Regions from separate parts of the Homo sapiens genome. Here all the other regions are linked to region 3. A link is a contact called in ENCODE Hi-C or POLR2A ChIA-PET data. All regions are on one chromosome and are shown on one strand. Each heading gives the region's core, a stretch centred on a gene start or an enhancer-like site at or near the end of the contact. The rest is flanking DNA. Distances are from core to core; before and after follow the strand shown. Region 1 has its middle 7.0 kb from the start of CDK2AP1. Region 2 overlaps BCL7A (BAF chromatin remodeling complex subunit BCL7A). Region 3 has its middle 49 kb from the start of MIR9902-1.

The links. A loop is a pair of places that touch in the nucleus more often than their neighbours do. ChIA-PET counts read pairs that join two places held with the same protein, here RNA polymerase II (POLR2A). Pooled maps may share reads with other maps.
Region 1: a pooled map shows a loop between it and region 3 (4-fold over the local background). The contact joins two enhancer-like sites. A Hi-C loop is called at or near these places in 1 of 50 pooled maps. POLR2A ChIA-PET finds 5 or more read pairs at or near these places in 3 of 52 experiments (B cell, H1 and activated CD8-positive, alpha-beta memory T cell).
Region 2: a pooled map shows a loop between it and region 3 (2.5-fold over the local background). The contact joins two enhancer-like sites. A Hi-C loop is called at or near these places in 1 of 50 pooled maps. POLR2A ChIA-PET finds 5 or more read pairs at or near these places in 2 of 52 experiments (HepG2 and activated CD8-positive, alpha-beta memory T cell).

What each region holds. Positions count from the first base shown.
Region 1 is chr12:123,277,031-123,280,601 of GRCh38, forward strand. No RefSeq gene overlaps it. Among named protein-coding and RNA genes, the nearest start is that of CDK2AP1, 7.0 kb to the left of the region's middle. Within about 2 kb of position 1,386, at least 3 of the 41 ENCODE cell types and tissues checked have a DNase peak (open chromatin) inside an H3K27ac peak, as active enhancers do.
Region 2 is chr12:122,026,644-122,030,179 of GRCh38, forward strand. All of the region lies in intron 1 of BCL7A (BAF chromatin remodeling complex subunit BCL7A), which reads left to right. Among named protein-coding and RNA genes, the nearest start is that of BCL7A, 6.5 kb to the left of the region's middle. RefSeq lists enhancers at 2,874-2,993, 3,074-3,173. Within about 2 kb of position 2,204, at least 10 of the 41 ENCODE cell types and tissues checked have a DNase peak (open chromatin) inside an H3K27ac peak, as active enhancers do.
Region 3 is chr12:122,645,668-122,649,226 of GRCh38, forward strand. No RefSeq gene overlaps it. Among named protein-coding and RNA genes, the nearest start is that of MIR9902-1, 49 kb to the right of the region's middle. RefSeq lists enhancers at 1,476-1,545, 1,636-1,695. Within about 2 kb of position 1,269, at least 3 of the 41 ENCODE cell types and tissues checked have a DNase peak (open chromatin) inside an H3K27ac peak, as active enhancers do.

The DNA of each region.
Region 1 (3,571 bases), core at 136-2,635, 630 kb after region 3:
GAGTGCAGTGGCAGGATCTCAGCTCACTGTAAGCTCTGCCTCCCAGGTTCACGCCATTCTCCTGCCTCAGCCTCCTGAGTAGCTGGGACTACAGGTGCCCGCCACCACACCCAGCTAATTTTTTTTGTATTTTTAGTAGAGACGGGGTTTCACTGTGTTAGCCAGGATGCTCTCGATCTCCTGACCTTGTGATCCGCACTCCTCGGCCTCCTAAAGTGCTGGGATTACAGGTGTGAGCCACTGCGCCTGGCCTATTTATTTTTTATTTTATTTTATTTATTTATTTATTTATGTTTGTTTTTTAGAGGGAGTTTCGCTCTATCGCCCAGGCTGGAGTGCAGTGGCATGATCTCAGCTCACTGCACTTGCCTTCTGGGTTGAAGTGACTCTCATCCCTCAGTTTCCTGAGTAGCTGGGATTATAGGCGCCCGCCACCATGCACAGATAATTTTTGTATTTTTAGTAGAAATGGGGTTTCACCATATTGGCCAGGCTGGTCTCAAACTCCTCGCCTCAAACGATCTGCCTGCCTTGGCCTCCCAAAGTGTTGAGATTACAGGTGTGAGCCACTGTGCCTGGCCTATTTATTTATTTATTTGAGACGAAGTCTTGCTCTGTCACCCAGGCTGGAGTGCAGTGGTGCAATTTCGCGTCACTGCAAACTCCGCCTCCTGGGTTCGAGAGATTGTCCTGCCTCAGCCTCCCGAGTAGCTGGACTACAGGAGCCCGCCACCATGCCCGGCTAATTTTTATATTTTTAGTAGAGATAGGGTTTCACCATGTTGGTCAGGCTGGTTTCAAACTCCTGACCTAGTGATCCACCCTCCTCAGCCTCTACTAAAAACACAAAAATTAGTTGGGCATGATTCCAGGTGCCTGTAATCCCAGTTACTTGGGAGGCTGAGGCAGGAGAATCGCTTGAACCTGGGAGGCAGAGGTTGCAGTGAGCCAAGATCCTGCCACTGCACTCCAGCCTGGGTGATGGAGCAAGACCCTGTCTCAAAAAAAAAAAAAAATTAATTAAATAAAATAAAAAGAAACTTCATACCCGGTAGTAGTCACTTCTCATTCCTCATTCTCTCCAGCTTTAGGCAACTACTAATTTAGTTGGATTTCCTATTCAGGACATTTCCTGTAAATAGAATGGTACGCTATGTGGCCTTTTGTGTCTGGCTTCTTCCACTTGCCATAAATAATGTTTCAAGGTTCATCCATGTTGTAGCAGGTGGCATTCCAGCACTTCCTTCCTCTTCAGGGCTGAATATTCCATGGTATGAATGTACCCCATTTTGTTTATCCATTAATCAGTTGATTGACATTTGAGTTATTTGTACTTTTTGGCTATGATGGCTATGACGAAGAGTGCTGCTGTCATCATTTGTGTACAAGCTTTTGTGAGAACATGTTTTCAGTTCCTTTGGTTTTATACTCAGAAATGGAGTTGGTGGGTCAAATGATAACTCTGTTTCACTTTTTGAGGAACTGCCAAACTGCTTTCCATAGTGAAACTGCACTTTTTTTTTTTTTTTTTTTTTTAAGAGACAGAGTCTCTGTCACCCAGGCTGGAGTGCAATGACATGATCCTAGCTCCCTGCAACCTCGAACTCTTGGGCTCAAGCAATCCTCCTGCATCAGCCTCTCAAATAGCTTGGACTACAGGCATAGGCTACCACAACTGGCTAATTTTTGTATTTTTTTAAATTTCTTTTGAACAAATGTATTACTCCAGAATTTTTTTTTTTTTTTTTTAAGGAACAGGGGGCTGGTCTTGAACTCTTTTTTTTTTGAGACCAAGTCTCACTCTGTCACCCAGGCTAGAGTGCAGTGGTACGATCTCGGCTCATGGCAATCCCCACCTCCCAGGTTGAAGTGATTCTCCTGCCTCAGCCTCCCGAGTAGCTGGGATTACAGGCATGCGCCACCACACCTGGCTAATTTTTGTATTTTTAGTAGGGGTGGGGTTTCACCATGTTGGTCAGGCTGGTCTCGAACTCCTGACCTCAGGTGATCCCCTGCCTCGGGCTCCCAAAATGCTGGGATTACAGGTGTGAGCCACCCACCCAGCCTCACCCATTTTATTTGAAGAGTTTTGTTTTGTTTTGTTTTGTTTTGTTTTGTTTTTTAGATGGAGTATCTCTCTGTTGCCCAGGCTGGAGTGCAGTGGTGTGATCTTGGCTCACTGCAACCTCCACCTCCAGGGTTCAAGCCATTCTCCTGCCTCAGCCTCACGAGTAGCTGGGACTACAGGCACGTGCCACCACGCTCGGCGAATTTTTTGAATTTTTAGTAGAGACGAGGTTTCACCATGTTAGCCAGGATGGTTTTGATCTCCTGACCTTGTGATCTGCCCGCCTCAGCCTCCCAAAGTGCTGTATTACAGGTGTGAGCCACCACGCCTGGCCTAGGTGTTTGTTTTTTGTTTTGTTTTGTTTTTGAGATGGAGTTTCGCTCTTGTTGACCAGGCTGGAGTGCAATGGTGGGATCGCAGCTCACCGCAACCTCTGCCTCCCAGGTTCAAGCAATTCTCCTGCCTCAGCCTCCCTAGAAGCTGGGATTTACAGGCACGTGCCACCATGCCCGGTTAATTTTGTATTTTTAGTAGAGATGGCATTTCTCCATGTTGGTCAGGCTGGTCTCGAACTCCCGACCTTGGGTGATCTGCCCGCCCCAGCCTCCCAAAGTGCTGGGATTACAGGCATGAGCCACTGCGCCAGGCCCCTAGTTTTGTTTTCTTTTTTTTTTTTTTTTGAGACAGAGTCTCACTCTGTCACCCAGGCTGGAGTGCAGTGGCGCGATCTCGGCTCACTGCAAGCTCTGCCTCCCAAGTTCACGCCATTCTCCTGCCTCAGCCTCCTGAGTAGCTGGGACTACAGGCGCCCGCCACCACGCCCGGCTAATTTTTTGTATTTTTTTTTAGTAGAGACAGGGTTTCACCGTGTTGGCCAGGATGGTCTCCATCTCCTGACCTTGTGATCCGCCGCCTTGGCTGCCCAAAGTGCTGGGATTACAGGCATGAGCCACCACGCCCGGTCTCTATTTCTGTTTTTAAAACGAGTCTTGCCCTGTTGCCCAGGTTGGAGTGCAATGGCATGATCTTGGCTCACTGCAACCTCTGCCTTCTGGGTTCAAGTGATTCTCCCACCTCAGCCTCCCAAGTAGCTGGGATTACAGGCACCCGCAATCGTGCCCGGCTAATTTTTGTATTTTTGTAGAGATGGGGTTTCACAATGTTGGCCAGGCTGGTCTTGAACTCCTGACCTCAGGTGATTCACCTGCCTCAGCCTCCTAAAGCATTTTTAGTTATTTTTTGTATATGGTGTGAGATGGATCCAAATTCATTCTTTACATGTGCATATCAGCACTTTTTTTTTTTTTTCGAGATGGAGTCTCACTCTGTCACCCAGACTGGAGTGCAGTGGCGTGATCTCGGCTCACTGCAACCTCTGCCTCCTGGGTTCAAGCAATTCTCTCCCTCGGCCTCCCGAGTAGCTGGGATTACAGGTGCCCGCCACCACGCCCGGCTAATTTTTTTGTATTTTTAGTAGAGACAGGGTTTCACCATCTTAGCCAG
Region 2 (3,536 bases), core at 954-3,453, 620 kb before region 3:
GGGCACATGGCAGGTCAGGCAGACCTGGGCCTAGCTAGGGTGAGGCCAGCCATGGGCCAGGCCTCTTGAGGTGACAGGGACTAGCCATGAGGAGTGAGTACAAGGACAGGGAGTAGAGCTTTCCTGGAGGGAGTCAGCAGGGTCCCCTTGAGTGGTGGGTAACCCTAAGATGGTCTTGTTGGCTAACCCTTGGACCTGGACACAGGAGAACATTCGAAATTGGCCTTAGCCTGGAGAATCTGGGATGGATTCTTGTAGTTTATATAGGAGTCCGTGCTGGGGAGGAGCAGTTGGGGCTATATTCCTACTGCTGGGACCTCATTTTTTCCTTTCCTCCCAGAAGCTCAAGTGTAATGGGAAGGGAAAGGTGTTGAAGTCAGGGTAAGGTGACGGGGCCGCCAAGACAGGAGGCGCGGGGCACACCCAGGGCCAGCTTTGCAGCAAGTTGGGCTGCAGCCTGGTGGTTGTGGGGATTTCTGCACCTGGTGCTTACAGGTGTCAAGAGTGAGGGCATCTGAGGGGGGCCAGAGAGCCCATCTGGGGCAAGCTGTCGCTCCCTGGGGCATGTGGGCCCAGGTCATGTTTTCAAGAGTAGCCAGAAGTCTGGATTCTTATGCAAAGCCTGTTTTGTTGTTTGTTTGTTTGTTTGTTTGAAGTTTGGCAGCAGATTTAACATTTTTAAAGTACTGTGCAGGCCAAACAAAACACGCCTGTTGACTGGTTGTTTGCCATCCTAAATATAAAGTGGGGCCCATGTGTGGTGGCTCACACCTGTAATCCCAGCATTTTGGGAGGCCAAGGCAGGAAGATCACTTGAGCCCAGGAGGTCGAGGCTGCAGTGAGCAGTGATCGCACCACCGCACTCCAGCCTGGGCAACAGAGGGAGACCTTATCTCAAAAAAATAACAAATAGGCTGGGCACAGTGGCTTATACCTGTAATTCCAGCACTTTGGGAGGCCAAGGCGGGTGGGTCACCTGAGGTCAAGAGTTTGATGTCAGCCTGGCCAACATGGTGAAACCCGTCTCTACTAAAAATACAAAAATTAGCCGGGCGTGGTGGCATGTGCTTGTAGTCCCAGCTACTCAGGAGGCTGAGGCAGGAGAATCGCTTGAACCCGGGAGGCGGAGGTTGCAGTGAGCCGAGATTGTGCCACTGCACTCCAGCCTGGGCCACAGAGCAGGAGTCCGTCTCAAAAAAATAAAAAAAATAAAAAAATAAGAAAGTGATGAGTATAGCTTAATACCCTCATTGGGGAAGAGGAGCAACGCCCTTTTTTGGGGAGGGGTATGTGTTCTGTGGTGATGGTTTTGGGGGGCAATTGTGGGAAACCTCAGCTGCTCCGCTGAACCCGTGTGCCCACCCAGTGTGTCTGTGGCTGTGAAATCCCATGTCCTCCTGGGTGCTCACTTGGTGCCTTAAACTTGAGCTCCATGGCCCCTCCGGGTGGCTGCTTAGCTGAGCATAGGTCCAGCTCAGAGGTAGAATTCTTAATGTTCTTGCCTCTGTCCCAGAGTCCCCTCAATGTCCACACCTAGAAATACAGTTTCTCATCACTGGGGTAACTTGAGAACTCGGTGAAGAGGTTGCCAGTTGGGGCAAAGAGAGGCACGAAAGCCTGGCTGCATTCAGCTTGTAGCCTGCGGTGGCCTCGAGCCTCGCTGGGAAGCAGCTGCAAACTTGCATCTTGGCTGATTTGCGGCCGCAAAGCCCAGATCTCTGGCACACTTTCTGCCCTGAAAGGTGTCCTGTGTGTTACAAGTCAATTACTTTTTTTTTTTTTTCCCAAACACAATCAAACCTTGAATGGGTTGATTTACTGGGAAGCTGGTCCAGGGCTCATGAGTAATGAATGGCTTTGGCCAATCTGCATGGAGTCCTGGCAATTTGTCATTCTTCCTCCAGCTTCTGTTACCCTGGCGCTCCTTTAGAATGATTCTTGGTTTTCATGGCCAACAGAATAGCAGGAGGTGGTGTCTGGGGTCCGAGCCCAAATCTAATTCTCTTCTGCCACTTCCTGTCTGTGAGACCCCAAGCTAGTGGTATAACCTCTCTGGGCATCCTGTTTCTGCATCTGTAAAAAGGGTGACAATCGTCCCCCTCTTGTAGCCTGTTGGGAATCCCAGGGAGAGAGGGTGTGTAAGTAGAGTGCTTGGCGTGGAGCCTGGCATGTAATAGCCTGGGCACACAGTGGCTATTGTGATGGTTGCTCTAACAACTGAGGTTCTTCCCAGGAGCACTCGGTCTCTTCTGGACACCTTCTGATTGCTCAGAATTGAGGAGGGGAAAGGTGGGCATTGTGGTTTGTCTGCTCTGCCCACAGGAGGCAGGAGACGGGCCAGTGGACTTAGACACTCGTCTTTCCTGCATCGTTTCTGGGTGAAAAGGTGCAAGGAGGAGGGAGCAGAGAGGCTGGTCTCAACAGCTGTGCTGGGTGAAGGGTTCGAGTGCTGGCTCTGGGAGAATGAGTTCACCTTCACCGCCCTGTGCCTCGGTTTCTTTATCTGTCAAATGGGGAAGTTGCCATTTCCTGCCGGATGAGCCGGCACAGTCCTTGGTACATAGAAGGCGCTAGGAATGGCCACTGGTATAATAAGAAAAGCCGGGCCGTAGCGTCCTCTGATGGAACACGTGGGACCCGAGCGGGCAGGGTTTTTGGGGGTGAGGTGTCTGTGGTTTCGGCTGGCTGGGTTTGAGTATGCTCCGTCATCCCGCAACCCCCGTGGTGACAGGGTGGGAGTCCTGTAACCTGTCACACCAGCATGTGAGGGCCACATGCCCCACGAGGGGGTGATCTAAGGCTGAGTTTGGGCAGAGAGGCCAAAAAAAGGTGCCAGGCAGCTCACGGACAGAGGTGCTCGTGCCACACAGAATTCTCAGTTCTGGGAATTTTTGTCACCAAAATTGCTGAGGACTCGGGCAGCTACGTCGCCTGTACCAGGGGTGCGCCTGCCCCAACAGTGCCTGCTGGGCCCCTTAAATCCGCCAGCCTCCTAGCTGAGCCATCAGTGGCTCCTTGGTGGCCTCGCAGGTCTCCTGATCTGGCAGAGTCTTGATTTAGGAGCCTCGGTTCCAACCCCAGCCCTGCTTCTGGGAGGCTCTCCTGAGCCTCAGTCCCCTCAGGGGTGTGGCTGCTGGGTCTTCGTGGCGGTAAGGGACAAGTCGGAGTGCAGGGGGTCAAGGACAGGAGGTGGCTGGCTGTAGCAATAATCGGAAAAATGACAGTGGCTCGGAGCAGAGTGGTGGTGGTGGAGGAGAGGGTGGGCATTGTTATCTCGAATGAAAACCAGTCCTGTTTGCTTCTGTGGCTTGTAAGTTTCTCCTCATCCATAAACCTGCCTCTCACAGTGGGGGGTCTGGACTCCGTCCTTCAGGCGTTTGTAATGCAGCTGGGGTGACCTTGCAGACAGGGTCACTAGGAGCCCTGAATCAGGGGTGCAGTTCCCCTCCCACCTGGCTGCACCCACACATTCAGGCTGTGTAACCTCCTTTCGGGCCGAGGTCACCACTCCCTGGCTCTCCTTGGCCGCCACGAAG
Region 3 (3,559 bases), core at 19-2,518:
CTTCAGGAGGCCGAGGCGGGTGGATCACCTGAGGTCAGGGGTTCAAGACCAGCCTGGCTAACATGGTGAAACCCCGTTTCTACTAAAAATACAAACAATTAGCTGAGCGTGGGGGCACGTGCCTGTAATCCCAGCTACTCGGGAGACTGAGGCAGGAGAATCGCTTGAACCCAGGAGGCAGAGGTTGCAGTGAGCTGAGATCACGCCATTGCACTCCAGCTTGGGCAACAAGAGTGAAACTCCGTCTCAAAAATAATAATAATAATAATAATAAAATAGAAAGAATGAATAAGACCTGGTATTGATAGCACAACAGAGTGACTATAGTCAACATAATTTAATTGTACATTTTAAAATAACTAAAAGAGTATAACTGAATTGTTTGTAACCCAAAGGATAAATGTTTAAGGTGATGGACACCCCATTCACCCTGATGAGATTATTACGCATGGCATGCCTGTGTCAAAATATCTCATGTATCCCATAAATATATACACCTACTATGTACCTAAAAGTTAAAAATTAAAAATTAACAACAAAAGGCTGGCACGGTGGCTCACAGCTATAATCCCAGCACTTTGGGAGGCTGAGGCAGGTGGATCACTTCAGGTCAGGAGTTTGAGACCAGCCTGGCCAACATGGTGAAACCCCATCTGTACTAAAAATACAAAAATTAGCTGGGCGTGGTGGCGCGTGCCTGTAATCCCAGCTACTGGGGAGGCTGAGGCAGGAGAATTGTTTGAACCTGGGAGGCGGAGATTGCAGTGAGCCAAGATTGCACCATTGCACTCCAACCTGGGCAACAGAGCAAGACTGTCTCAAAAATAAATAAATAAACAAAAATACAAATTAACAACAAAAAAAAAGACTCTCTGGTCAGACTTTTTCACTCCCTGTCTTGTATCCGGGATACAATTCTCTGCACGTTTCATGCTGTTTCAAGTCTTTGCTCCCCTTCCCTCTTTGCCTAACTAACTCCCACTCCCTCTTTATGACATGATAGTTACTTAATATCCAAGTTCCTGGAATTGCTTGAAACTGTCTCATTTAATATGAATATACATATATGTAGGAAGCATTAGGACATTCCTTATATTCAAAGAGCTAATGTAATGAATCAGGAGGAAATGTTATTACCTCAAAACCAAATGATTGTCAACTCATGTTTTCTGATGTTATTTAGGTAGGCTTGGTAACTTGGTTATATCTTAAAAGGGTACATTACTCATAACCCACATTATATTTCATACCTCAAAAGAAGAAGTGGTAATTTACAAAACTTCATCCCTCCCCCTTCCCCGTGGTGCCATGTGCTTGGCAGTTGGTGTTTTGGTCAGATCTAAGAAAAGTTTCATCATCAAGCAGTATGAACACATGTGCCGGTGAATCTCTGTCTCCCTTTTTTTTAATGACTCATAACCGGCCACAGGGTACCACATTTAGGGTGACAGCTCTACCATTCACGAGTTTGGCATGTAAACACAAGATCCCCACGTGCAGATCTATTGATGGGTGGTCTTTTCTCAGAAAGGTACATTCTTCTGGCTCGGTCTAGATTACCGGTGGGATTTTTCTATGTTTCATTTTTACTTCTGTGCTTTCGGAAGGACAAAGGGAAGCTGACAGCGAGGGTGAAATGAAAACGTAAGTGATAAGGGTTGTAAGAAACAATGAAAAAGATGTTTTTTGTTGGCTTTTTTTTTTTTTTGGAGATGGAGTCTCACTCTGTCCCCCAGGCTGGAGTGCAATGGCGTGATCTTGGCTCACTGCAACCTCCACCTCCCGGGTTCAAGCGATTCTCCTGCCTCAGCCTCCCAAGTAGCTGGAATTACAGGCATGTGCCACCACACACGGCTAATTTTTAGTAGAGACAGGGTTTCGCCATGTTGGCCAGGCTGTTCTTTAACTCCTGACCTCAAGTGATCCACCTGCTCTTGGCCTCCCAAAGTGCTGGGATTACAGGTGTCAGCCACCATGCCTCGCCAAAACAACAGAAGTTTATTTTCTCATAGTTCTGGAGGCCAGAAGTCAGCAATCAAGCTGCCAGCAGATCCACACTCTCTCCAAAGTCTCTAGGGGAGGATCCTTCTCTGTCTTTTCCAGGCATCCCCTGGCTCATGGCCACGTCACTCCAATCACTGCTTCTGTCTTCATGTGGACTTCTTCTCTGTCTGGCCTCTTCTGTCTCTTCTAAGGACACTGTCATTGCCCACCCTAATCCTATATGATCTCATCTTGATCCTTATCTTAATTCCATCTGCAAAGACCCCATTTCCAAATAAGGTCACCTTCTGAGGTTCCCGGAAGACATGAATTTAGCAGAGGGCACTCTTCAACCTTCAACCTACTACAACCTCCTTTCTCAATTTCCACTGCTTCTGCCTTTGGGTGAAGTATAGAATCCTTTAAATAACAGTGTGCTTTCTGTGTAGTTATTGATTAGAAATAATCTGGCCAGACACAGTCGCCCACGCCTGTAATCCCAGCACTTTGGGAAGCCAAGGTGGGAAGATTATGCGAGCCCAGGAGTTTAAGACCAGCCTGGGCAATATAATGATACCCCATCTCTAATAACAATGATGATGATAATAATAATAAATAGAAGTAATAATCATAAGTTTTACTGAAGTCAACTAACATACAGAAAAATACAGAAATTATAATAGACTTTCATGAAGTCATCATGCCCGTGTGACAACACTCAGATCAGGTAACAGAACATTCCCAGTATAGATTAGGAATCATATTATTTCCATGTTTTAGTTTTTAAAAATTATAGTAAAATAGGCCGGGCACGGTGGCTCACACCTGTAATTAATCCCAGCACTTTGGGAGGCCAAGGCAGGTGGATCACCTGAGGTCAGGAGTTCGAGACCAGCCTGGCCAACATGGCAAAACCCCGTCTCTACTAAAAATACAAAAATTAGCTGGGCATGGTGGCACATGTCTGTAATCCCAGCTACTAGGGAGGCTGAGGCAGGAGGATTGCTTGAACCTGGAGGCTGAGGTTGCAGTGAGCCGAGATTGTGCCACTGCATTCCAGCCTGGGCGAAAGAGTGAGACTGTCTCAAAAACAAAACTTATAGTAAAGTATACATAAAATTTGCCGTCTTAATAACTTCTAAGTGTTCAGTCCAGTGGCATTAAATACATTTATTTTCTTATACAATCATCACTACCATCCATCTCCAGTTCGATCTTGTGAAACTGAAACTTTGGACCCATTAAACACTGACTCCCCATTCTTCCTCACCCCAGCTCCCGGCAACCACCATCCTACTTTCTGTCTCTGGATTCAACTAATCTAAGGACCTCGTATAAGGGGAATCATGCAAGATTCGTCCTTTTGTGACTGGCTTATTTCACTCAGCATAATGTCCTCAATGATCATTCATGTTTGCAGTGTGAGCCAAAATGTCCTTCCCTTTCAATTTTGTTTATTTTATTTGTTTTTTCTGAGAGAAACTCACTCTGTTGCCCAGGCTGGAGTGCAGTGATGTGATCTCAGCTCGCTGTAGCCTTGACCTCTCAAGCTCAAGAGATCCTCCCACCTGAGCCT